Linked DNA regions of Homo sapiens: all the other regions are linked to region 1. A link is an interaction called in ENCODE POLR2A ChIA-PET data of the cell type or tissue named here. Cell type or tissue: MCF 10A. All regions are shown on one strand. Region 1 overlaps ABCC1 (ATP binding cassette subfamily C member 1 (ABCC1 blood group)). Region 2 overlaps ABCC1 (ATP binding cassette subfamily C member 1 (ABCC1 blood group)). Region 3 overlaps CEP20 (centrosomal protein 20).

Region 1 (8,000 bases):
CTTCTGAGGACTCACTATCAGGAGAACAGCATGGGGGAACCGCTCCCATGATCTAATCACCTCCAGTGAGGTCCCTCCACCAACACGTGGGGATTACAATTAAGATTACAATTCAAGATGAGATTTGTGCGGGGACACAGAGCCGTGCCATATCATTCTGCCCCTGGCCCCTCCCAAATCTCATCTTTCTCATATTTCAAAACACAATTATGCCTTCCCAACAGTTCCCCAAAGTCTTAACTCATTTCAGCATTAACTCAAAAGTCTATGTCCAAAATCTCATCTGAGACAAAATCTAGTCTCTTTCACCTATCAGCCTGTAAAATCAAAAGAAGTTAGTTAGTTCCTAGATACAATGGGGGTACAGGCATTGGATAAATACACCCGTTTGAAATGGGAGAAATTGGCCAAAACAAAGGGGCTGCAGGCCCCATGCAAGTCTGAAATCCAATAGGCCAGTCATAAAACTTTCAAGTTCCATAGTTATCTCCTTTGACTCCGTGTCTCACATCCAGGTCACACTGTTGCAAGAGGTGGGCTTCCACGGCCTTGGGCAGCTCTGCCCCTGTGGCTTTGCAGGGTATAGCCCCGCTCCTGGCTGCTTTCACAGGTTGGCGTTGAGTGTCTCCGTCTTTTCCAGGCACACGATGTAGCTGCAGGTGGATCTACCATTCTGGGTTCTGGATGGTGGCCCTTTTCTCACAGCTCCATTAGGCAGTACCCCAGTGGGGACTCTGTGTGGGGGCTCTGACCCCATATTTCCCTTCTTTACTGCATTGGTAGAGGTTCTCCATAAAGGCTCCACCCCTGCAGCAAACTTCTGGCTGGACATCCAGGCATTTGCATACATCCTCTGAAATCTAGGTGGAGGTTTCCAAACCTCAGTTCTTTAGTTCTATGTACCCACAGGCTCAATACCACATGGAAGCTGCCGAGGCTTGGGGCTTGCACCCTCTGAAGGCACAGCCTGAGCTGTGTACCTTGGCTCCTCTTAGCCATGACTGGAGTGGCTGGGCACCAAGTCCTAAGGCTGCACACATCAGGGGGGCCCTGGACCCAGCCCAGGAAACCGTTTTTCCCTCCTAGGCCTGTGATGGGAGGGGCTGCTGTGAAGGTTTGTGATATGCCCTGGAGACATTTTCCCCATTGTCTTGGAATTGGGCTCCTTGTTACTTTTGCAAGTTTCTGCAGCCGGCTTGAATTTCTCTTCAGAAAATGGGTTTTTCTTTTTACATTGTCAGACTGCAAATTTCCACACTTTTTTTTTTTTTGAGATGGAGTCTCTCTCTGTTGCCCAGGCTAGAGTGCAATGGCATGATCTCGGCTCATTGCAACCTCTGCCTCCTGGGTTCAAGCAATTCTCCTGCCTCAGCATCCCGAGTAGCTGGGATTACAGGCACCCGCCATCATGCCTGGCTAATGTTTGTATTTTTGTAGAGACAGGATTTCACCATGCTGGCTAGACTGGTCTCGAATTCCTGACCTCAAGTGATCTGCCCACCTTGGCCTCCCAAAGTGCTGGGATTACAGGCGTGAGCCACTGCGCCCGGCCAATTTCCACCCTTTTATGCTCTGCTTCCTCTTGAATGCTTTGCTGCTTAGTAATTTCTTCCCCTAGATGCCCTAAATCTTCTCTCTCAAGTTCAAAGTTCCACAGATCTCTAGGGCAGGGTCAAAATGCTGCCAGTCTCTTTGCTAAAGCATAGCAAGGATCAGGAGAACAGCATGGGGGAACCGTCCCCATGATCTAATCACCTCCCATGATGTCCCTTCCCTAATATGTGGGGATTCCAATTCAGATTACAATTCAAGATGGGATTTAGGTGGGGACACAGAGCCAGACCATATCAGTAATCTCTTGGGCTAACCAATAACCAATGTATTCTTGTATTTTTTCTTTGAAATTTTATAAATATTTATAAATTTAAATAACATTTAAATCAAAATGGATTATGTTGTAATCATTACTCTGCCAGTTTTTTTTTTTTAATTTTTAAATTTATTTTTTGTAGAGACAGGATCTCCCTATGTTACCCAGGCTGGTTTTGAACCCCTGGACTGAATCGATCCTCCGGCTTTGGCCTCCCAAAGTGCTGGGATCAAAGTTTGTTAATTTGATAGCTAAAATATATTTTCATCTGCATTTCAATTACAATTAGAAGCTATGTATCCTGCAACATATTTTCCAGCAATTTGTGTATTTTCAGTGTGTCTTTCTGAGTCCTTTTTGGGTATGCCTGGACTAGTTTGTCTTTTTCCTGTTAGTTTGTAAGGGCTCTTGTTATTGTGGGACCTTTCCTCTTTGTCCATCACCTGTATTGTATAAATATTTTGTTACAGGCTATTGTTTTCCTATTGGCATATTAACATTTGAGTCTTGTTCTTACTAGTATGTAGTTTTGCAAGGTTGCATTTGTAGCTTGCATACTGTCTCCTATGTTTTTATTTACTGTAATAAGTATTTTCCCATGTACCCACGTAACCTTTTTAATTAAACCTATAAATGTCCAATCGATAGTTCCCTGTGTTGGTGGGCTATAATCACATAATTATTATCTGTGGTTTGACATTTGGGTTGCTGTGTTTTCTTTCTCCTTTTTTTTTTTTATTATTATTTTTGAGACGGAGTCTTGTTCTGTCGCCCAGGCTGAAGTGCAGTGGTGCGACCTTGGCTCACTGCAAGCTCCGCCTCCCAGGTTCACGCCATTCTCCTGCCTCAGCCTCCCAAGTAGCTGGGACTACAGGCACCTGCCACCACGCCTGGCTAATTTTTTTGTGTTTTTAGTAGAGACGGAGTTTCACCGTGTTAGCCAGGATGGTCTTGATCTCCTGACCTTGTGATCTGCCCACTTCGGCCTCCCAAAGTGCTGGGATTACAGGCATGAGCCACTGTGCCCAGCCCCTTTCTCCCTTTTTAACTTTTTTGAGACAGCATCTTATACCATCACCCAGGCTGGAGTGCATTGCGCAATCTTGGCTCCCTGTGACCTCTGCCTCCTGGGTTCAGGTGATTCTCCTGCCTCAGCCGCTGGAGTAGCTGGGATTACACATGTGTACCATGATGCCTGATTAATTTTTGTATTTTCAGTAGAGATGGGGTTTCACCATGTTGGCCAGGCTGGTCTCGAACTCCTGACCTCAGGTGATCTGCCTCCCAACGTGCTGGGATTACAGGCGAGAGCCACCATACCCAGTCATTTTTATTTTTCTTTTAAAGAAAACACTGTCCTGAATACCACATGGGTAGAGTGCGTATTGGCTTATTTCCTTAGATGATGTTCTCAGGAGTGGAATGAATAACATCTGAAAAGGCTTCACTCTAGCCATTGTCTTATTTTCTAAAAGTGAGCTGGCCCAGCTCACCGTTCTAGCAGGGTCTAAGGTTACTTACTGCTGTGGTTATTATTCAGAGTGGACGATGGTGCATGTTAATGTCAGGCACAGCAGGGCGCGGTGGCTCACGACTGTAATCCTAGCACTTTGGGAGGCCGAGGTGGGCGGATCACGAGGTCAGGAGTTGGAGACCAGCATGACCAACATGGTGAAACCCCATCTCTACTAAAAATACAAAAATTAGCTGGCGTGGTGGCAGGCACCTGTAATCTCAGTTACTCGGGAGGCTGAGGCGGGAGAATTGCTTGAACCCAGGAGGCGGAGGTTGCAGTGAACTGAGATTGTGCCACTGCACTCCAGCCTGGGTGACAGAGAGACTTTATCTTAAAAAAAAAAAAAAAAGTCAGGCTTTTCTAGGGTTCCTCCATCAGCCTTGTAAGGCTGGAGACCCGTGGCCAGGAAGAAAATTGGAGCTGTCTGGCACTGGGAAGGGTAACCCAGTAGTTATAATTAGGTTGGCTTATCTGCGAGCCCTTTGATAAGGCTTCACTAATTTACTAACCCAGGATCGCATGTTAGATCAGGATCTCTCTGAGTGCTGCAATTGTAGTTTGCTTTTCTCTCTCTCTTTTTTTTTTTTTTTTAGAGACAGAGACTCACTCTGTTGCCCAGGCTGGAGTGCAGTGGTATGATCATGGCTCACTGCAGCCTTGAACTCCTGGCCTCAAGCGATCTTCCTGCCTTACCCTCCCGAGTGTCTTGGATTATAGATGCTTGTCAACATGCCCAGCTAATTTTTAATTTTTTTTAGAGATGAGGTCTTGCCCTGTCACCCAGGCTGGAGTGCAGTGGCATGAACATAGCTCACTGCAGCCTTAAACTTCTGGCCTCAAGCAGTTCTCCTGCCTCAGCCTTCCAAAGTGCTGGGATTACAGGTGGGCACCACTGTGCCTGGCCTGCAGTGGTTTAATAGGGCTCTTTCATCTTTAACTTTGGTCCCCTGCCCCCTGAGATCCGTGGAGTGAGCCGTTTGACGCTTGGTACTTGGGACAAAGCTGGCCTATGTCCAGTTCTCTGCATACTTGGTAGGGGAGTGTTTGGAGAAAAGGCTCACCTCTGAGTCACACCCTCTATATTCTCCAAAGGGCCATGGGGATGGGGTGGAGGAGGCTGGGGTGAAGAGATGTTGTAGCTCCAGAGAAAGCCAGGGAGGTGTATGCTGGGTGAAGAGGCCAAGTTCAGGAGCCTAGGTTTGAAAATCAGTATAGACGATTCAGGTTAATTCACCCTGTTGTTATAGAGCATCTGTCTGTAGGGTGGCCAGGTCTGGGTGAGTCTCTTGGACAAGATGGGTATCAGGTTTCAGCTCTGAAATTGGACTGATATGTGGGGAGATTCATTCTGCAGTTTTATTTGTAGTTTAGGTTTAAGAAAACTTGGACTGGGCACTGTTGCTGTCGTCTGATCCCAGCACTTAGTGATGCTGAAGTGGGAGGATCACTTGAGCCCAGGAGTTTGAGACCAGCCTGGGCAACAGAAAGACCCCATCTCTACAAAATAATAATAATAATAATTATTATTATTATTATTAGCTGGGCATGATGGGACATGCCTGTAGTCCCAGCTACTCAGGAGGCTGAGGCGGGAGGTTTGCTTGGTCCTGGGAGGTTGAGCTGCAGTGAGCTATGATTGCACCACTGCACTCCAGCCTGGACAACAGCATGGCACTGTCTCCAAAAAAAAAAAAAACAACAAAAAAAAAACTTGTTTAACTACCTAAATCATAGCATTTGTGTGAAGCCAGACTATCACAACTCTGAGAACTGCTGACATATACATATTTTGGAAGTTCCAGGTTTTCTGTTACTATAAACATGGTAGAGATTGAATTACTTAAAGGGACGTCTTTTCTCCTACTCTTTGTCTTGTCTGATGTTATAAGGGGTACAGTATAGAATGAAAACAGTGCAGAAATGAGTGAAACATGAAAATCCCTTCTAGAGATAATTTTCTTTTATTATTTTTTTGAGACGGAGTCTTGCTCCATTGCCCAGTCTGGAGTACAGTGATCTCGGCTCACGGCAACCTCCACCTCCCAAGTTCAAGTGATTCTCCTGCCTCAGCCTCCCGAGTAGCTGGGGTTATAGGTGTGTACCATGCACCACCATGCCCGGCTAATTTTTGTATTTTTAGTAGAGACAGGGTTTGCTGTGTTAGCCAGGCTGGTCTCGAATTCCTGACCTCAGGTGATCCGCCTACCTCGGCCTCCCAAAGTCCTGGGATTACCGGGGTGAGCCACCATGGCCAGCCTCTTCTAGAGACAATCTTATTGGCAGGTTGATGTTTTTAATTTTCAGCCTCTCTTCTCCACAGATCCTAAAGATATAGTAATTTTTTTTTTTGAGACAGAGTCTTGCTCTATTACCCAGGCTGGAGTGCAGGTGGCGTGATCTCTGCTCACTGCAGCCTTCACCTGCCGAGTAGCTAGGACTGCAGGCATGCACCACTATGTCTAGCTAATTTTTGTATTTTTAGTAGAGATGGGGTTTTACCATTTTGGCCAGGCTGGTCTCAAACTCATGACCTCAAGTGATCCACCTGCCGCAGCCTCCCAAAGTGCTGGGATTACAGGTCTAAGCCACCGTGCCCAGCCATAAATACATGGTATTTTTTAAGAACAAGAACGGGATTCTACAAAAACATATATATGTGTATTTTGAGACAGGATCTCCTCTGTTGCTCAGGGTGGAGTGCAGGGGCACGATCATGGCCCACTGCAGCCATGACCTCTCAGGCTCAAGCAATCCTCCCACCTTAGCCTCTGGAGTAGCTGGGACCACAGGTGCCCACCACCATGCCCAGCTAATATTTTTTCTTTTTTTTTTTTGTATTGAAAACAGTCAGCCAGGTGTGGTGGCTCACACCTGTAATCTCAGTACGTTGAGAGGCCGAGGTGGGCAGATCACTTGAGGTCAGTAGTTCAAGGCCAGGCTGTCCAACATGGTGAAACTCCATCTCTACTAAAAATACAAAAATTAACTGTGGTGGCGCTTGCCTATAATCCCAGCTACTGGGAAGGGGGAGGCATAAGGATCACTTGAACCTGGGAGGAGGAGGTTGTAGAGAGCCAAGATGATGGCACTGCACTCCAGCCTGGGCAACAGAGCAAGACTCTGTCTCAGAAAAACAAAACAAAACATATAGTCTTTATTTTTTTGTTTGCGTGGGCTGGTGCATCTTGATTATGATGCATTTTTGTTAATTGATATTTAATTGCAGATGAAATGTAACATGGATCTGAGTAATTGCTGATAATTGTTTCCTCTTTAGGCAGCTGGTCAGTCTTTTTTTTTTTTTTTTTTCTTTTTAAGAGAGTTTCTGTCTTGTTGCCCAGACTGGAGTGCAGTAGCGTGATCTCGGCTCACTGCAACCTCCTTTGCCAGGGTTCGAGTGATTCTCCTGCCTCAGCCCCCCGAGTAGCTGGGATTACAGGCATGTGCCACCACGCCCGGCTACTTTTTGTATTTTTAGTAGAGACGGGTTTTGCCATGTTGGCCAGGCTGGTCTCAAACTCCTGACCTCAGGTGATCCCCCCTGCCTCTGCCTCCCAAAGTGCTGAGATTACAGGCTTGAGCCACTGCTCCCAGCCCATAGTCTTTTTTTTTTTTAAACCTCTGTGTACAGGTAGGTCCTGGGGAAATTCGAGGCAAGACTTGGGTGAGTGGGTATCTTAGACCCTCTCAGGAGCTCTTTGCAGGAGGTAGAATCTCCGAGGGTCAGTGCCCATGAATGGGTCCCATGGCCTGACTGGTCCCATTCAGGTGACAGTCTCTGAGGGTCCTGCATAGCCCTTACCTGGGCTCCATGCTGGGAATCGAGCGGTATACAGAGCATGGTTCCCTGCCTTCCTTGAGCCCCAGTCTTGTTGGGGAAATGGCCAAATAAATGAATAATCATCAGGAAGTGCTATGAAGGGGAGCTGCGTGGTGCCCGGTGAGTGCAATAGCGGGGTTTCATCTGGTTGGAGAGAAAAAAGGAGACTCCTTAAGTGGGGAACCCGTTTGATGATACAGGTTTGGCTATGTGTGTCAAAGACCCCAAATATAGTGGGTTAAGATACAAGCTCATTTCTCTCTCATGTAAAAATCCCAGCTGGTGTGGCAGCTCTGTCCCCAAAATAATCAGGGTCCCAGGCCCCTCCCATCTTGTTGCTCTGCTGTCCTCATCTGCATGGATCAAGATGATGCATCTCCATGTCCACATGGCAGCCAGTAGGAAAGCAGAGTAAGGGCACAACCTGGAGGTTGCCTACGTCTCTCCTCGTCACATCCCATTGGCTTGTACCTAGTCATGTGGTGCCTCTAGCTGCAAAGGAGGCTGGGAAATGTAGTTTCCTTTCTAAGCAGGATGTACCCAGCTGAAGATGTTACTCAGGGATGAGGGAGAGTTGATACTGGAGCGCAGCTAGCAGTTTCTGCTGTATAGGCAAAAGCAGAAGGTAAGAATGTTCTGGGCAGTGGGAAATGCATGTGCAGAAGCACTGGCTTAATGAGGAAGGCCACTGTGGCTGGAGTCAAAGAGTAGGGAAGAGAAAAAGAACCAGAAGGAGGCTGAGAATTGGGCCTGTAGGACTTGGATCCTGTGGGAAGCCTTGGCAGCTTTCTTTC
Region 2 (8,000 bases), 56 kb after region 1:
ATGTTGGGCTATTCTTTTTTGTCTTTTGTTTGTTGTTTTTTTCTGTTGTTTTGTTTTGTTTTTAGACGGATTCTTGCTCTTGTTGCCCAGGCTAGAGTGCAGTGGCATGATCTCGGCCCACTGCAACCCCGCCTCCTGGGTTCAAGCGATTCTTCTGCTTCAGCCTCCTGAGTAGCTGGGATTACAGGCGCCCATCACCATGCTCGACTAATTTTTGCATTTTTAGTAGAGATGGGGCTTCACCATCTTGGCCCGGCTGGTCTCGAACTCCTGACCTCAAGTGATCCACCCGCCTCGGCCTCCCAAAATGTTGGGATTACAGGTGTGAGCCACCGTGTCTGGCCGAGCCATTCTTTAGAACTGGGATTTATACAAAACAAGTCACACCTCAACTGGGTGGCTGCAGACCTTGGATTGCTCAGGGTAAACAGAGTCTGGTTGGGGCTGCCTGGCTGGCGTGGGGATCACCCAACCCATCAAGCTTCCTCTGGGAGCCTGGGAAGAGCTCTCTTGCCATGGATGGTTCTGGAAGCTTTTTGAAGGAGGGACTTTCTTAATTTCTGATCTCCCTTGGGAATCTGGATAAATTCCCTTTCACTTCTCCCCTGGGCGTGTGTGTACCAGGGTGACTCACAGATCTGACTTGGACCTTTTTTTGTGCTTTCTGCATTCCTGGCAGCCTGGGCCTGGGATTTGCTCTGCCACCCTGGGTGACATGAAGCTCTCAGCTCTGGCGGCTAAAAGGCTACACTGTTGTGGGGCTGGGACACCCTGACTCTTCTCCCCAGTCATTGTTTTCTGTTTCTGTGTCATCTCCCCCAGCTCGGCTCCTCCTGTGTCACTGCTGGTCTTCCAAGATGGTGGAAGACACTGTGGTTTGTCTCTTTGCAGTCTCGCTCTGTCGCCAAGGCTGTAGTGCAGTGGCATGATCTTGGCTCTGCAGCCTCTGCCTCCCAGGTTCAAGCAATTCTCCTGCCTCAGCCTCCTGAGTAACTGGGACTACAGGCGCACACCACCATGCCTGGCTAGTTTTTGTATTTTTAGTAGAGATGGGGTTTCACCGTGTTGGCCAGGATGGTCTCGATCTCCTGACTTCAAGTGATCCGCCCACTTTGGCCTCCCAAAGTGCTGGGATTACAGGCTTGAGCCACCGTGCCCGGCTGTGGTCTGCCTCTTGTGCAGTGAGATCCAGCAGGGTGTCAAATGTGGGTGTGCAGGCTGCTGCATTTCTGACATTTGTGCACCTGTCCAGGAGAGAACACTTTGATTGGCTGACACTCTCTGTCCAGGAAGCCTGAACTTCCCTCTGGGTTCCTGTTCAGGAACCCCATGGGGTTGCCATTTACCTTTTTGCAGATTAGAGTTTAGACCAGGAGTTAGCCAGTAGCCCATGGGCCGAATCTGGCCTGCTGCCTGTTTTTGTAAATAAAGTTTTATTGGAACACAGCCACTCGCGTTCATCACATAGTGTCTACAGGTGTCTGGAGCTGCAGCAGTGGAGTTGTGTAGTTGCTACAGAGACTGTAGCACCCACAAAGTCTAAGATACCTACCATCTGACCCTTTACAGAAGAAGTTTGTCCACCCCTGGTCTAAGCATTTCTTTAGCTCTGATGACTTTTTAGCTTCCTTTTTTGTCCCCTTTCCATTTGCAGGCATTCTTTCTTCCTATGCAAGGCAAGGACGGGAATCGACATTTATTAGATGCTTGCGGTGTACTGGCTAGCACTATGCTAAGTTCTTTATATGCATGTCTCACTTGACTCTCACAGCAGTCCTGGTGAACTTGGTACTATTTTTCTCATTTTACAGACAAACAATCGCAGACATAAGTGCCTTGCTCGACCTGAGTAGTAGAGCAGAGATTCGAACTCACGACTGGCTGTTGTGCACAATCATGTCACTTCGCTTGGTTGTAACTGCTGAATGGGAGGGTCTTGGCTAAATAATGGCTTTGTGTTAGGCTAGAGGCTTCACGTGGCAGTATCCACCTTGTAACCTCAGTGCCTAAGACACAGCCAGGCACACGGTGGGCCTGTAGTGGTAATTTATTGTTGTGTTATATGGGGAGGTGCTCAGTACATGTGGCACGTATATTATGTCTTGCATAAGGGTGAAGTGTGCATGAGGCCTCACAGGACATCAGATTAAGCTGCTTCTCTGCCTTCATCCTGTTCAAGTATTACCAGCAAGAAAGAGGAAGGGGACTGATGTATGCACAGATGTTCTGAAGGCTTGGCATGGTGTCAAGAGCCTTATTTTTTTTTTTAATGTTGCATTTTGGGGGGTTAAATATATGTAACCTAAGATTTGCCATTTTAACCATTTTAAGTATGCAATTCAGTGATGCTAAGTGCTTTTAAAAATCTTGTTCAAGGCCAGGTGTGGTGGCTTACACCTATAAACCCAGCACTTTGGGAGGCCGAGGCAGGTAGATCACCTGAGATCAGGAGTTTGAGACCAGCCTGACCAACATGGTGAAATCCCATCTCTACTAAAAATACAAAAATTAGCTGGGCATGGTGTTGAGCACCTGTGATCCCTGCTATTTAGGAGGCAGAGGCAGGAGAATTGCTTGTGCCCGGGAGGCGGAGGTTGCAGTGAGCTGAGATCGCTCCAGTCTGGGCAACAGACTGAGACCCTGTCTCAAACAAACAACGAACAAATGAACAAACAAACAAACAAAATAACCACATAACTACCTAGCAACGTAGCCTAGCAATTGAGATGGGGGCAAGGAAGGGTAGGAACCAGGTCCTGTGAGAATCAGCTAGACTTGTGGCTTTGGGCTCGGTGCTCTTCCTTTGGGGACGTCAGCAGCCCCTTCTTGAAAACGGGTTGCAACTCGATTTGTTGTTGGCTTCACCTCCTCTCTCTGTCCCAGACCTGAGCCCTGTGATCTGGGGAGGAGGACAACGGGACAACCTGTTTGCTTGTTTTCCCATCACTCTCAGGGATTGAATCACAGTGGAGCCAGGAAGATGGGGAGAGTCCAGGCTTGCTGCTCTCCCATCCTCAGAGCAGCAGCAGGCCATCCATCACCTGTCGCCTGTCCTCAGAGTGATCAGCCAAGGCCTGGGGCGGCTGGGGTCAGGTCAGGCAGGGCGTGGGTGGGAGCTGGCAGGGCTGGCTCCTCCAGGCCACTTCGTGCTGAGTCACTGAGTCGGCCAATCCTCCCCAGCTGGCCCTGCTCCCACTCCATGACTCAGATGTCTATTCCAGCCCTGGCTGCTTGGTGGGGCTCCTCCCATCTGTCCTTCTGGCTCTGGGGCTGCCGAGGCTTTTGGGAGCCTGGGCAGGGCTGACCAAGACTGCCAGAGCTCCGGCCGGTCCCCAGTCTCCTGCCTTTTTTCTCATTGGCACTGAGTCTGTGGTTTAGGTTTGGGGGAGGAGGGTCTTGTAGATAAGGGGATCAAGGCCAAAGGAGATCATTTATTAGGTCCCAGCTGAAAGCAGAGGTCCTTGGACCAGTTGGAATGCTCGACATCCCCCGGAAGCTTGCTAGAAATGCTGGGTCTCAGGCCTCATCCCAGACCTACCAAGTCAAACTCATTTTAACAAGATCTCCAGGTGGTTCAGGGTTGCAAATCACTGGTTTGGAACATTCAGTGAAAGCTACTCAGCTCGTTTGCAGTAAGAGGTATTTTTAGTCCTGTCTGTATAATATGTAATATTTTCCCCCCAGCATTTTACTATGAACATTCTTAAACCTACAGAAAAGTCGAAAGAATTCTACTGTGAGCAGTCATATAGTTGGTACCTAGAGCCACAGTTAACATTTTGCTAAACTTGCTTTGTCACATATCTGTCTGTCTAACCAGATAGCTAATCAGCCAGCCAACCGGCTACTTTTGTTTTGTTTTTTGTTTTTGAGATAGGGTCTCACTCTGTCTCGCAGACTAGAGTGCAGTGGTGTGATCATAGCTCACTGCAGCCTCCAACTCCTGGGCTCCAATGATCTTCCCGCTTCTGCCTCCCAGGTAGCTTGGGCCCTACAGGTGCACACTACTGTGTTTGGCTAATTTTTAAATTTTTTGTAGGCGTGAGGGCTCCTTATGTTGCCCAGTCTGGTCTTGAACTCCTGGCCTCAAGCCATCCTCCCACCTCAGCCTCCCAAAATACTGGGATTACAGGCCTGAGCCACTGAACCTAGTTTTTTTGATATCTGAAACTTCCTTCGAAATATATTAGTATTCTTTCATGCACCCACTTCCAAGTAAATCATTAGCTAGAGTTTAAGATCTGTTTACACTTCTGAGTTTTTTGCTTAAAATTTACATACAGTGAAATTGCTGATCTCAAGTTAGCATTTGATGAATCTTGGTAAAGGAATACTTTAAACCCCTGTCAAGATATAGAACACTGCAAGGACGCCAGGAAGTTCCCTCGTGCCCCTTCATGATCAGTCTCTGTCCCCACCCACCAAGGCCTGATCTTGGACCGTTGATTAAAGCGTTGAAACTCCATTTTCTTTCCATTTCTCCGTCATGCTTTCAGTCATTTAATAATCAGGTGTTGTGCCAGGGGCTGAGCTAGAAAGAAACAGACCTTGACCACTGCCCTGGAGGAGAGATGGAAGGTGGGTGGCAGGCAGTTGAACCAACAACTGCAGGATGGACAGTGGGGGCTCTGAGGGAGGGAAGTGCTGGGAGTTGTGGGGGCTGGGAGAGTGGTCCCTGACTCAGCCTGGGGCTCCAGGGCTAGCATCCAGGGAGGAGAGGGGATGCTCAAGTCTAAGGAATGCGAGGCTCTGGCCAGGTGAATATGTTTGGAGGTGGTGGGGTGGGAGGGTGCTCCTGGTAGAGCAACTGGCATGTGCAAAGGTCCAGTTGAGGGAGCTTGTGGGTGTTGGGAATCACTTGGAATTCGGCTTGGCTAGGCTGGGTGCAGTGGCTCATGCCTGTAATCCCAGCACTTTGGGAGGCCGAGGCAGGCAGATCACCTGAGACTAGGAGCTCAAGACCAGCCTGGCCAACGTGGTAAAACCCCGTCTCTACTGATCATAAAAAAATTAGCTGGGTGTGGTGGTGCATGCCTGTAATCCCAGCTACTCGGGAGGCTCAGGCAGGAGAATTGCTTGAACCCGGGAGGCGGAGGTTGCAGTGCGCCGAGATCGCGCCACTGTACTCCAGTCTGGGCGACAGAGCAAGACTCTGTCTCAAAAGAAAGAAAGAAAAAAAGAATTCTGCTTGGCTAGATTGGAAGGGCTAGGATGTAAGCGAAAAGAGAGGCAAGAGTCAGCATCAGAGATCAAGGGTGCAATTATGTGTCACAATAAGGACTTGGAATTTTTTGTTTGTTTGTTTGTTTTGAGATGGAGTTTCACTCTGTCACCAAGGTTGGAGTGCGGTGGTGCCATCTCAGCTCACCGTGCCCTCCACCTCCGGGGCTCAAGCGATCCTCCCACCTCAGCCTCGCAAGTAGCTGGGACCATAGTTGCGTGCCACCACGCCCAAGTAACTTTTTCTGTTTTTGGTAGAGATGGGGTTTCTGTATGTTACTCAGGCTGGTCTTGAACTCCTGAGCTCAAGTGATGCCCTGCCTTGGCCTCCCAAAATGCTAGGATTACAGGGATGGGTGAACCACCACATCCAGCCAGGACTTGGAATTTTAACCCTACTGTGGTGGGAGCTGAGGAAAGGTTTTTCACCAGTGGAATGACACACTCAGGTTGGACAGGTTGTGGAAGATCCTCAGGCTCAAAGGAAGAGGATACATTGGACATGGGGGTGAGGTCGGTGGCACTTAAAAAGCCTTTGCAGGCACCCAGGCAGGTAGAGAGGGAGGCTGAGCCAGGATATTCCCCTGTGCCCACTACAGCATCAAAAACCAGAAAAAGGGCCAGGTGCGTGGCTCACACCTGTAGTCTTGGCATTTTGGGAGGCTTAGGGGGGAAGATTTCTTGAGACCAATCTGGTCAACATAGTGAGACCCCATCTCTTGAAACAAAAAAACAAAGAAAACAGACAAGTTGATGGGCAAAGGGCATGGGCAAAGATTCTGGGGTGTGCTCCAGTAGAGGAAACGGAGGTCCTGGGCAGGGAGGCATTTTGCACAGTTGGTAAGCAACAGGGCAAACAAATCACCAGTGTTTACGTTATACTGGCAAATCTCTTACTGCTGGACATTTAGGCTCCGTCTAATAATAAGGATAACAGCTGGGTGCACTGTATTATTTATTTAGTCCTCACAGTAGGGCAGGATGATCAGTCTCCCCACTTGACAGATGAAGACACTGAGGGTCAGAGTGGTGATGTGTCAGGAACCCTCCCACTGGGTTCTCACGCTTGAAACACAGATTGCTGGTCCCCACCCACACAGTTTCTGATGCAGTAGGTCTGGGTGGGGCCCGAGCATCTGCGGTTCCCAACAAGTTCCCAGGTGCCACCGATGCTGGTGACAGAGCTGCGTTTGAGGATCACTGCTCTAAACATTATTGCTGCTGCACGCATTGCCTCCTGCTGGGTGCAGGGGTTGTGGGGGGCACTTTGGCAGTGCAGAGCGGAGGTAACCAGCAGAAAACCCGTTAGAACTAAAAGCTGAGAGTGTTTCTGACAAACAGGTCAACATGCTGAAAGACCCAGACAAGGTCCTTAAACTACCCTGCGCTCCAAGAATCAGTGCCTGGGGCTGCCGTACCTAATTGGTTCAAACCACAGGGTTTCTGGCCAGCTCATCTGGTACCAAACGTAGATGTCAATATGGTGGATGCCAAAGAACACATCACTCTGTTTGGATGAATCAGGCTTTTCCTCCCTCTGCCTTCAGCCAGGACTTCTCTGAATTGTTTTCATTTCAAATGAAAGAGGGACCAGTTCACAAGCTGCTTTCATGCTATCTGGGACAGGAGTTACTGTATTTCAGTGTCTGAGGCTGGGAAACCCCCTGGAGGTGGCTCTGTCTTTTGTACCTAGTGTGTGATGTCAAAAGATTCTCCTTGGTTTGGGTTAAATGACATGCTCCCTGGATTACAATCCAGTGCCCCATGATTTTTTTTCCTCCTTTTTTATTGTCAATCCTTGACCTACTTCAGAAGTTAGTTGTCTTTGTTGTCAAGTAAGGCCTTCCACGTCAGATAGAGGCTGTTTCCAGGCCGGGTGCAGTGGCTCATGCCTGTAATCCCAGCACTTTGGGAGGCCGAGGTGGGTGGATCGCTTGAGGTCAGGAGTTTGAGACCAGCCTGGCCAACATGATAAAACCCCCGTCTGTACTACAAATGCAAAAATTAGCCAGGCATGGTGGTGTGCACCATGTAATCCCCGCTATGTGGCAGGATGAGGCAGGAGAACTGTTTCAATTTGGGAAGCGGAGGCTGCAGTGAGCTGAGAACGCACCATTGCGCTGCAGCCTGGGCGATGAGAGTGAAACCGTCTCAAAAAAAAAAAAAAAAAAAAAAAGGCTATTTCCTTTTTTTTTTTTTTTTTTTTTTTGCCAGTGAAGGGGGGACCCTGTGTTGGCCTCCCTATCGGTCACTTGAGATAATCTGAAAATCTGTGTTTAGATCCATAGAAGAGAGGCGGCCTGAGGAGAAGAATTTGACAAAGCTCTTTGAGTGTGCAAATTAGAAATGGCAATTGCTGGGCGCGGTGGGTCATGCCTGTAATCCCAGCGCTTTGTGAGGCCGAGATAGGCGGATCAGTTGAGGTCAGGAGTTCGAGACCAGCCTAGCCAACATGGTGAAACCCCATCTCTATCAAAAAATCCAAAAATTAGCCAGGTGTGGTGGCAGATGCCTATAATCCCAGCTACTCAGGAGGCTGAGGCAGGAGAATTGCTTGAACCTGGGAGGTGGAGGTTGCAGTGAGCCGAGATCGGGCCACTGCACTCCAGCCTGGGCGACAGAGTGAGACTCAGTCTCAAAACACAAAAAACAAAAAACTGTGCAGTGTTCTGTCTGTCAATGTCCTTGTTGCATTTGCAGGGCAGGTTTTCTACCAGTGGCTGGGGACTTAGTTTTACTGGGCCGAGGGAAGGTTAGGATTTGAGGGTCTTGTTAAGCTG
Region 3 (8,000 bases), 86 kb before region 1:
TGCACTCCAGCCTGGACGACAGAGTGAGACTCTGTCTCGAAAAAAAAAAAAAGAACTCTCGCTGTGTGGCCCACACTGGAGTGCAGCAGCAAGATCATGGCTCACTGCAGCCTCAATCTCCTGGATTTAAGTAATCTTCTTGCCTCACCCTCCTAAGTAGCTAGGACTACAGGCATGTCATTTTAAAACCCGACAGCATTTGGATTTTCAAACATGTATCTGGCCTCAGTGGTTTCAGATGCAGCACTGCAGATCTGTAAGTAAATAATATGAGTAATATGTGACTATGGCAAACTCTGTGAATGCCAATCACTGAAGTGTGAGAAACAAGGGCTTAAAGAAGTTACCTAACTTTTAAAAAATAAAGCCGTTTTAGCAACTTTTTTTTTTGCTTCCTCATCCTCTCTCAAACTTACTTTTTTTTTTTTTTTTGGAAACGGAGTCTCGCTTCTGTCGCCCAGGCTGAGTGCAGTGGCACGATCTCGGCTCACTGCAAGCTCCACCTCCCCGTTTGACGCCCATTTTCCTGCCTCGGCCTCCCAAGTAGCTGGGACTACAGGCATCCGCCACCTTGCCCGGCTAATTTTTTGTATGTTTAGCAGAGACGGGGTTTCACCGTGTTAGCCAGGATGGTCTCCATTTCCTAACCTCGTGATCTGCCCGCCTCGGCCTCCCAAAGTGCTGAGATTACAGGCGTGAGCCAATGCGCCCGGCCTTCTTTTTTAAAAAAATATCAAACATTTCACGAATTTGCGTGTCATCCCTTTGCCGGGGCCATGCTAATCTCTGTACCGCTCCAATTTTAGTTTATGTGCTGTTAAAGTGAGCACAAACTTCTTAATACTTTCATCTGAAGTAGGTATCTCAAAAGCTACCAAGAAGCCAGTAATAGTCATTGCTTATTTCCATCAACTGCTAAATGTAAAATGATGTCTTGTATTAAATGATGTAATAACTCACTGCTCATCCTAAGTCACGCTTAGATTCCCCCAATTATTTTTCCCACTGTTCTCAATTATACAATTTTTATACTTTTCAAAACACTTGTTACCAGGTGCAGTGGCTCATGCCTGTAATCCCAACACTTTGGAAGGCCAAGGTAGGTGGATAACTTGAGCTGAGGAATTGGAGACCAGCCTGGCTAACATGGTAAAACACCATTTCTAAAAAAAATACAAAAATTGGCCAGGCATGATGGTGCATGCCAGCGTATGCCTGTAATTCCAGCTACATGGGAGGCTGAGGTGGGAGAATCGCTTGAGCCCAGGAGTTCGAGGCTGCAGTGAGCCATGATCAAGCCGCTGCACTCTAGAGACCTGGGCAACAGAGTGAAACCCTGCCTTGAAAAAACAAACAAAAAAACCTCACAGCACTTTGGGAGGTGGAGGTGGGCAGATCACTTGAGGCCAGGAGTTCGAGACCGGCCTGGCCAACATGGTGAAACCCCATCTCTACAAAAAAATATGAAAAAAAATTAGCTGGGCATGGTGGTGCACACCTGTAATCCCAGCTACTCAGGAGGCTGAGGCAGAATCAGTTGAACCCAGGAGGAGATTGCGGTGAGCTGAGATGGGGCCACTGCACTCCAGCATGGGCGACAGAGCGAGACCCTATCTCACAAAAAGGAAAAAAGAAAAAAAAAAGAAACAAGGGAAGATGAGAGGAAGAGAAAGAGGAAAATGCCATAAAGGAGTTACTATCTGAACAGGGCCAACAGAAAGGAAAGATGCTCCAATAGAAGTTAAGATGCTCCAATAGAAGAGGGAGAAAGGTGATGTAGGGCTTCTAGGATAAGGGAATGGTTTACAAGGCAAAGCAGCATAAAGTTGCAAAGTGTCTTCCAGGCATAATCAGAAATCAGGTGTGAGCAGATAGAACAACAGACGGGTAGAAAGAGGTGTAAAGTGCTACGCTAAGCAACAGGGACTTCACTATACACACAATGACAAAGGTAGTATATGATCCTGGAACATTAATTTTACACAAGGATTTGTGGGAGAGTTAGATTTAACTGGAATGTCATTTAAAACATTTATATAGTAAAGCAAACAACTTTCAGAACTTTTTTTTTTTTTTTTGAGACAGGGTCTGATTCTGTCACCTAGGCTAGAGTGCAGTGGTGTGATCTTGGCTCACTGCAACCTCCGCTGCCCAGGTTAAAGCGATTCTCATGCCTGAGCCTCCCTAGCAGCTGGGACTACAGGCACACGCCACCATGCCTTGCTAATCTTTTTGTTATTTTTAGTAGAGATGGGGTTTCGCCATGTTGACCAGGCTGGTCTCAAACTCCTGACCTCAGGTGATCCACTTGCCTCAGCCTCTGAAGTGCTGGGACTACAGGCATGAGCCACCACGTCTGGCTAGAGATGGGGTTTCCCCATGTTGTCCAGGCTAGTCTTGAACTCCTGAGCTCAAGTGATCCTTCCACTTCAGCCTTCCAAAGTGCTGGCATTACAGGCACGAGATACCTCACTTGGCCTTAAGAACTTTTAGGATGAGAAAACGTAAGGCTTCAAAGAAAGTTCTAGATTTAAAAAAAGGCTGCTTTAAGCTATGTTCTCAGGTCTCCTATGTACTTTTTTTTTTTTTTTTGGCTATACAGGGACTCTCCAGAAAAAGTTTAAGAAACACTGAAATAGAAAAAAACTAAGAAAACTAGAAAGTGGTCATCCTCCTTTTCAAGAGCATAGTTGGTGAGAGGAGGTACACAGAGGGCAAAGGACAGAGTAATAGTAACGAAAGCAGTGGGCTGATTCAGTAATCTTGGTAGAAAAAGGTATTCGAGCAGAAGCTTGGGGTTGGAAGTTCATAGTTTTTGTTTTTGTTTTTGTTTTTGTTTTAGGAGAGGAGAGATCTGAGTACATTCCTAAGTTGGAGTGAAGGAAGAGTTAAATATGAAGAAAACAACTGACAAGGCAAAGTCTCAGAGGCCAGGCATGGAGGGCTCACACCTGCAACCCTAGCACTTTGGGAGGCCAAGGCAGGAAGATCACTTGAGGTCAGGAGTTCGAGACCAGCCTGGGCAAAAAAGCGAGGCCTTGCCTCTACAAAAATAATTTGAAAATACAAATAAAAGTTGAAATTATAAATTAAAAAACAAACAAAGCCTTAGAAGGACAAAGGATCAAGAAGTCAAAAGGAGCTAACTCCAGAAAGAAGATGCTGAGTCACTCTGAAGCCATGTAATTGTAGCTTCAGCAAACACAGATCTCATCTGACTTATTCACTGCTGCACACCCTGGATTTAGGACAATGCTTGACACACACTAGATCTGAATAAATACTTGAATTAAAATGAAGTAAAACCACCATGGTGCAATTATGACTCAATACAATATGTGGAAACTTCTTTAAAAAAATGTCTTACATTGTATTATCCTTTGATTCTTCAAATGCATTTAGTTCATGGATGAGAAACTGTCTGTCCAACGGAACTACAGGTTGACCAGATTCTGGGAGAAATAAATTCATGAGAACACTCAGTCTATTAAACTAAAAAGCAAATAAGATTTTGAAAAGAATCACATTTACCAGACATACACTTTTTAGATTTTGGAAGAATGATGACAACACACACCAAGACAGATCAAATTGCCTGTGATTTTATGACTTTCAAAATATCTCTTTTGTTAAATGCATGTCTTAATACAGTTTAACATAAATTCACTTTTTAAATTCCCCAGTGTTTGGTTGGAAAAATACCATTTCTATATCCAAATTATAATACTAAATTTTGGAAGTCTGTTTATCAATAACTTATTTTTGAAAAGAATATCCACTTGGTGACAATACTTATAAATAAAAATTAAAGTTAACCTGAAGTGTGGGGCAGCTGGAACTTTCACACTTTGCTGGTGGGAAAGCACAATGGTACAGGCACTTTGGAAAACAGTTGAGCAGTTTTCTTATAAAGGTGAGCGTGCACTTAACCACACAACCCAGCAATCTCACTCTTAGCTTTCTACCCAAGATTAATGAAAACTTATGTTCTCACAAAAACCTGTATGTAAATGTTTATGGCAGCTTGATTCCTAACTGCTAAAACTAGAAACAACTCAATGCCCATCAACTGGTCATAGATGAGCAAACTAGCACAGCCACACAATAGAACAGTGTTCAAAGGAAAAACAAACATGGCTGAATCTTGAATGTATTACACTAAGTGAAAAAAGGCAGACTCAAAAGGCTACATCATGTACGGTTCCATCTACAGCAAGGGTCCCCAACCCCCGAGCCACAGATTAGAAACTGGGCCACACAGCAGGAGGTGAGGAGTGGGCAAGCAAGTGAGGGAAGCTTGATCTGTGTTTACAGCTGCTGCCCATCACTAGCATCACTGCCTGAGCTCAGCCTCCTGTTGGCAGAATTAGATTCTCATAGAAGCGTGAACCCTATTGTGAACTGCACATGCGAGGGATCTGGGCTGTGCACTCCTTATGAGAATCTAAGGCCTGATGATCTCTCACTGCCTCCCATCACCCCCAGATGGGACCATCTAGTTGCAGGAAAACAGGCTTAGGGCTCCCACTGATTCTACATTATGGTGAGTTATAATTATTTCATTATATATTACAACACAATCATAGAAATAAAATGCACAATAAATGGAGTATGCTTGAATCATCCCGAACCATCCTCCCAGGTCCATGGAAAAATTGTCTTCCATGAAACCAGTCCCTGGTGCCAAAAAGGCTGGTGATATCTTGATTGTGATCTGGTAGTAATTACACAACTGCAGGCATTTGACTAAAGTACAGAACTGTACAGTTTAAAAGGTAAATTTTATTGTATGTAAATTATATCCCAGTTTTTTAAAAAAAGCCAAACCATTTAATATGAAAACTTGACTACTGTCACTATATTTCATTCTAGTGAATCCCAAGTCCCCACTATTTTCATAATTTCTTCTTTTCTGGGTGTAACTGGTATCATACAGCCATCTATAACAAACAAAGGAAAGCAGAGATGCTGATATCAAAGATCCTTAAACCATAAAAATCATGAGTCTTTATGTAGTTCAGACGTATGTTTAATATTAAATAAAGGATCTGTAACGAAAAATTCTAACTTCACAAAGAATTCATTCTCTCTTGCAAAATCTACTTCCTGGCCTCGCTTCTTTGCTGAGGCATGAAGTAGTCAAAGCAGAGATGGAACCTGAAACGAGGGAATCCGATGACACACATTCAGGGTGCCTCAGACCAACCCCCAGCTGCATCCCCCACCCCACCAAGTCCAGGGGTAACCAGGATTCTGACTTATTTATATCCATCCAGTCTCTCCTCACTTTTTTGAAAGAAGACATTTAAAAGTCAGCAGAAGATATTAAAAATATTCTCACCACTCAATAACTGTTACACTTGAAGAGCAAATTTATTTCTCAAGAAATAAAATTCAACAGATAAAGGGAATTTATCTTTATCTCCCCACCCCCAACCCCCAATATCATTCTCTGCCTCCTATCACTAGGATGAGTTTGGAGTTTCCCGCTGCTAGAGTCTGGATATTTGTCTCCGCCCAAATCTCATGTTGCAACGCACTCCCCAGTGTTGGAAGTGGGACCTGGCGGGAGTTGTTTGGGTCATGGGGGTGGATCCCTCATGGCCTGGTGCTGTCCTTACCACAGTGAGTGGGTTCTCATGAGAACAGGTCATTTATAAGTGTGTGGCACTAACCTTCCCCACCCTTGGCCCCTGCCTTCACCATGTAACGTGCTTGCTGCAGTGAGCAAAAGCTCCCTGAGGCCTCCCAGAAGCTAAGCAGATGCCAGTGCCATGCTTGTACAGTCTGCAGAACCGTGAGCCAAGTAAACCTCTTTTCTTCAACCGGGTGCGGTGGCTCACGCCTGTAATCCCAACATTTTGGGAGGCCGAGGAGGGCGGATCACGAGGTCAGGAGACTGAGACCATCCTGGCTAACGGTGAAACCCTGTCTCTACTAAAAATACAAAAAATTAGCTGGGCATGGCCTGTAGTCCCAGCTACTTGGGAGGCTGAGGCAGGAGAATCACTTGAACCCAGGAGGTAGACGTTGCAGTGAGCCGAGATCAATCCACACTCCAGCCTGGGTGACAGAGCAAGACTCTGTCTCAAAACAAACAAACAAACAAACAAACATACAAAAAAACCTCTTCTCTTCATAAATTACCCAGTCTCAGGTGTTTATTTATAGCAATCCAAAAACAACCTAATATACCAGCCTAGTCCTTTATAAATACCATGCTTTTAGATACATACATTTGTAAATGTACCTAAGCACTACATAGTAGTAATATTTCAAAGTTTTATCTCCATTATATCTATCTATCTATCTATCTATCTATCTATCTATCTATCTATCTATCTAGATACACACACACACACACACAAATAGACATATATCTACATATCTATATATAGACAGGGACAGTTTTTTTTCTTTTAAGAGACAGGAGTTGGACCAGCCTGTCCAATATAGTGAAACCCCGTCTCTACTAAAAAATACAAAAATTCGCCGGGCCTGGCAGCACACACCTGTAGTTCCAGGTACTCGGGAGGCTGAGGCAGGAGAACTGCTTGAACCCAGGAGGCGGAGGATGCAGTGAGCTGAGATCACAATAGAGTGAGACTCCGTCTCAAAAAAAAAGAAAGAAAAAAAAGACAGGGGTTGGGTGCAGTGGCTCATGCCTGTAATCCCAGCATTTGGGGAGTGTGAGATAGGTGGATCACCTGAGCCCAGGAGTTCAATACCAGGCTGGGCAACATAGTGAGAGCTCATCTCTATAAATAATAAAAAAATTTAGCTGGGCATGGAGGCATGCACCTGTGGTCCCAGCTACTCAGGAGACTGACGCAGGAAGACTGCTTGAGCCCAGGAGGTGAAAGTTGCAATAAGCCATGATCGCACCACTGCAGTCCAGCCTTTGCAACAGAGTGAGATTCTGTCTCTGGAAAAAGAAAAAAGAGACAGGGTCTCTCTCTGTTGCCCAGACTGGAGTGCAGTGATGCGATCATGGCTCACTAAAGCCCAGAGCACATGGGCTCACATGATCACCCCCTCCCCGACCCCTGCTCAGCCTCAGCTAGGACAACAGACACGTGCCACCATGCATGGCTAATTTTAAAAACTCTTTTCCAGAGATGGGGTCTCCCTGTGTTGCCCAGGCTGGTCGCGAACTCCTGGGCTCAAGTAATCTTGCCTCGGCCTCCCAAAGCACTGAGATTACAGGTGTGAGCCACCTACCCAGCCTATTTTTTAACAAATAATATACTTAATCAGCGTATATTTTTAAAGCTTAATACACAGGAAAAAACTGGTGGCAAACAGGACAAAACGTCAACAATTGTTTATTCTCGGTTACAGGAATTATAGATGATTTTTCCAAGTATATGCCTAGTTTAAGTGATTATTTAGTTATGTATTTTCTCTTGTAAGAATCTGTTTAAGCTACAGAAAGAACCCATGTGATTTTTGTGTCCCAGTCACCCAGATGGCACTATCTGGTAAGGGAATTAGATTTCTAGGATAAACAGTTTCTGAGAATTGGGGAAAGGGGAGAAACAGATTTTATGTGATAAATAATAACCACTTACCTGCTATGAGGACAGATGCTGTATACTTATATTTGTTGAATTCTAAATACTCTCGAATTAATTCATTAATTAGAAGGTTTTCATGAGACAATGATGGTCGGGGTTCACGGTCATCATCTAGGGCATTGAAAACTTCAGCTCGGATCCTTGCTTTTAAATGCCCTAATACCCCCTTTTTTTCCAAGGTGTCCTTTAAAACTGTTCGATATAAAATATTAAGGCTTCAGTTACAGAGTAAATTTGTCATTCTTAGGCATACTTTGAAAAGAAATGTTGAAAAGGTAAATGGTACAAAAACAGCTCTCAAGCAGCTCTTAATCTAAACATTGTGACAAATTATTAAACAATTACACTACCACCAGCCATGTTTATACTAAAACATATAGTTCTCATGTTGCAGTGATTTAGTCTTAATATATTTGAGCAAAT

The links. ChIA-PET counts read pairs that join two places held together with the same protein. Peaks named below come from ENCODE experiments on the same cell type or tissue, not always from the same donor. Only the 100,000 strongest peaks of a DNase experiment are listed, where the experiment ranks them.
Region 2: POLR2A ChIA-PET joins it to region 1 with 10 read pairs; 16 of 35 experiments call an interaction of 5 or more read pairs at or near these places.
Region 3: POLR2A ChIA-PET joins it to region 1 with 13 read pairs; 29 of 35 experiments call an interaction of 5 or more read pairs at or near these places.

Annotation. Positions count from the first base shown.
Region 1 is chr16:15,962,691-15,970,690 of GRCh38, forward strand. All of the region lies in intron 1 of ABCC1 (ATP binding cassette subfamily C member 1 (ABCC1 blood group)), which reads left to right. Among named protein-coding and RNA genes, the nearest start is that of ABCC1, 17 kb to the left of the region's middle. RefSeq lists an enhancer at 7,485-8,000. In MCF 10A, no CTCF peak of the experiment used is centred here; a DNase peak (open chromatin) is centred at 4,441.
Region 2 is chr16:16,019,060-16,027,059 of GRCh38, forward strand. All of the region lies in intron 5 of ABCC1 (ATP binding cassette subfamily C member 1 (ABCC1 blood group)), which reads left to right. Among named protein-coding and RNA genes, the nearest start is that of ABCC1, 73 kb to the left of the region's middle. RefSeq lists an enhancer at 3,013-3,307. In MCF 10A, no CTCF peak of the experiment used is centred here; DNase peaks (open chromatin) are centred at 602, 3,202 and 6,712.
Region 3 is chr16:15,876,437-15,884,436 of GRCh38, forward strand. It overlaps CEP20 (centrosomal protein 20), which reads right to left. Exons shown (of 5, transcript NM_144600.4): 2 at 7,572-7,769; 3 at 3,368-3,452. It also overlaps the pseudogene RNU6-213P. Among named protein-coding and RNA genes, the nearest start is that of CEP20, 8.2 kb to the right of the region's middle. RefSeq lists enhancers at 2,396-3,595, 3,036-3,330. In MCF 10A, no CTCF peak of the experiment used is centred here; a DNase peak (open chromatin) is centred at 3,245.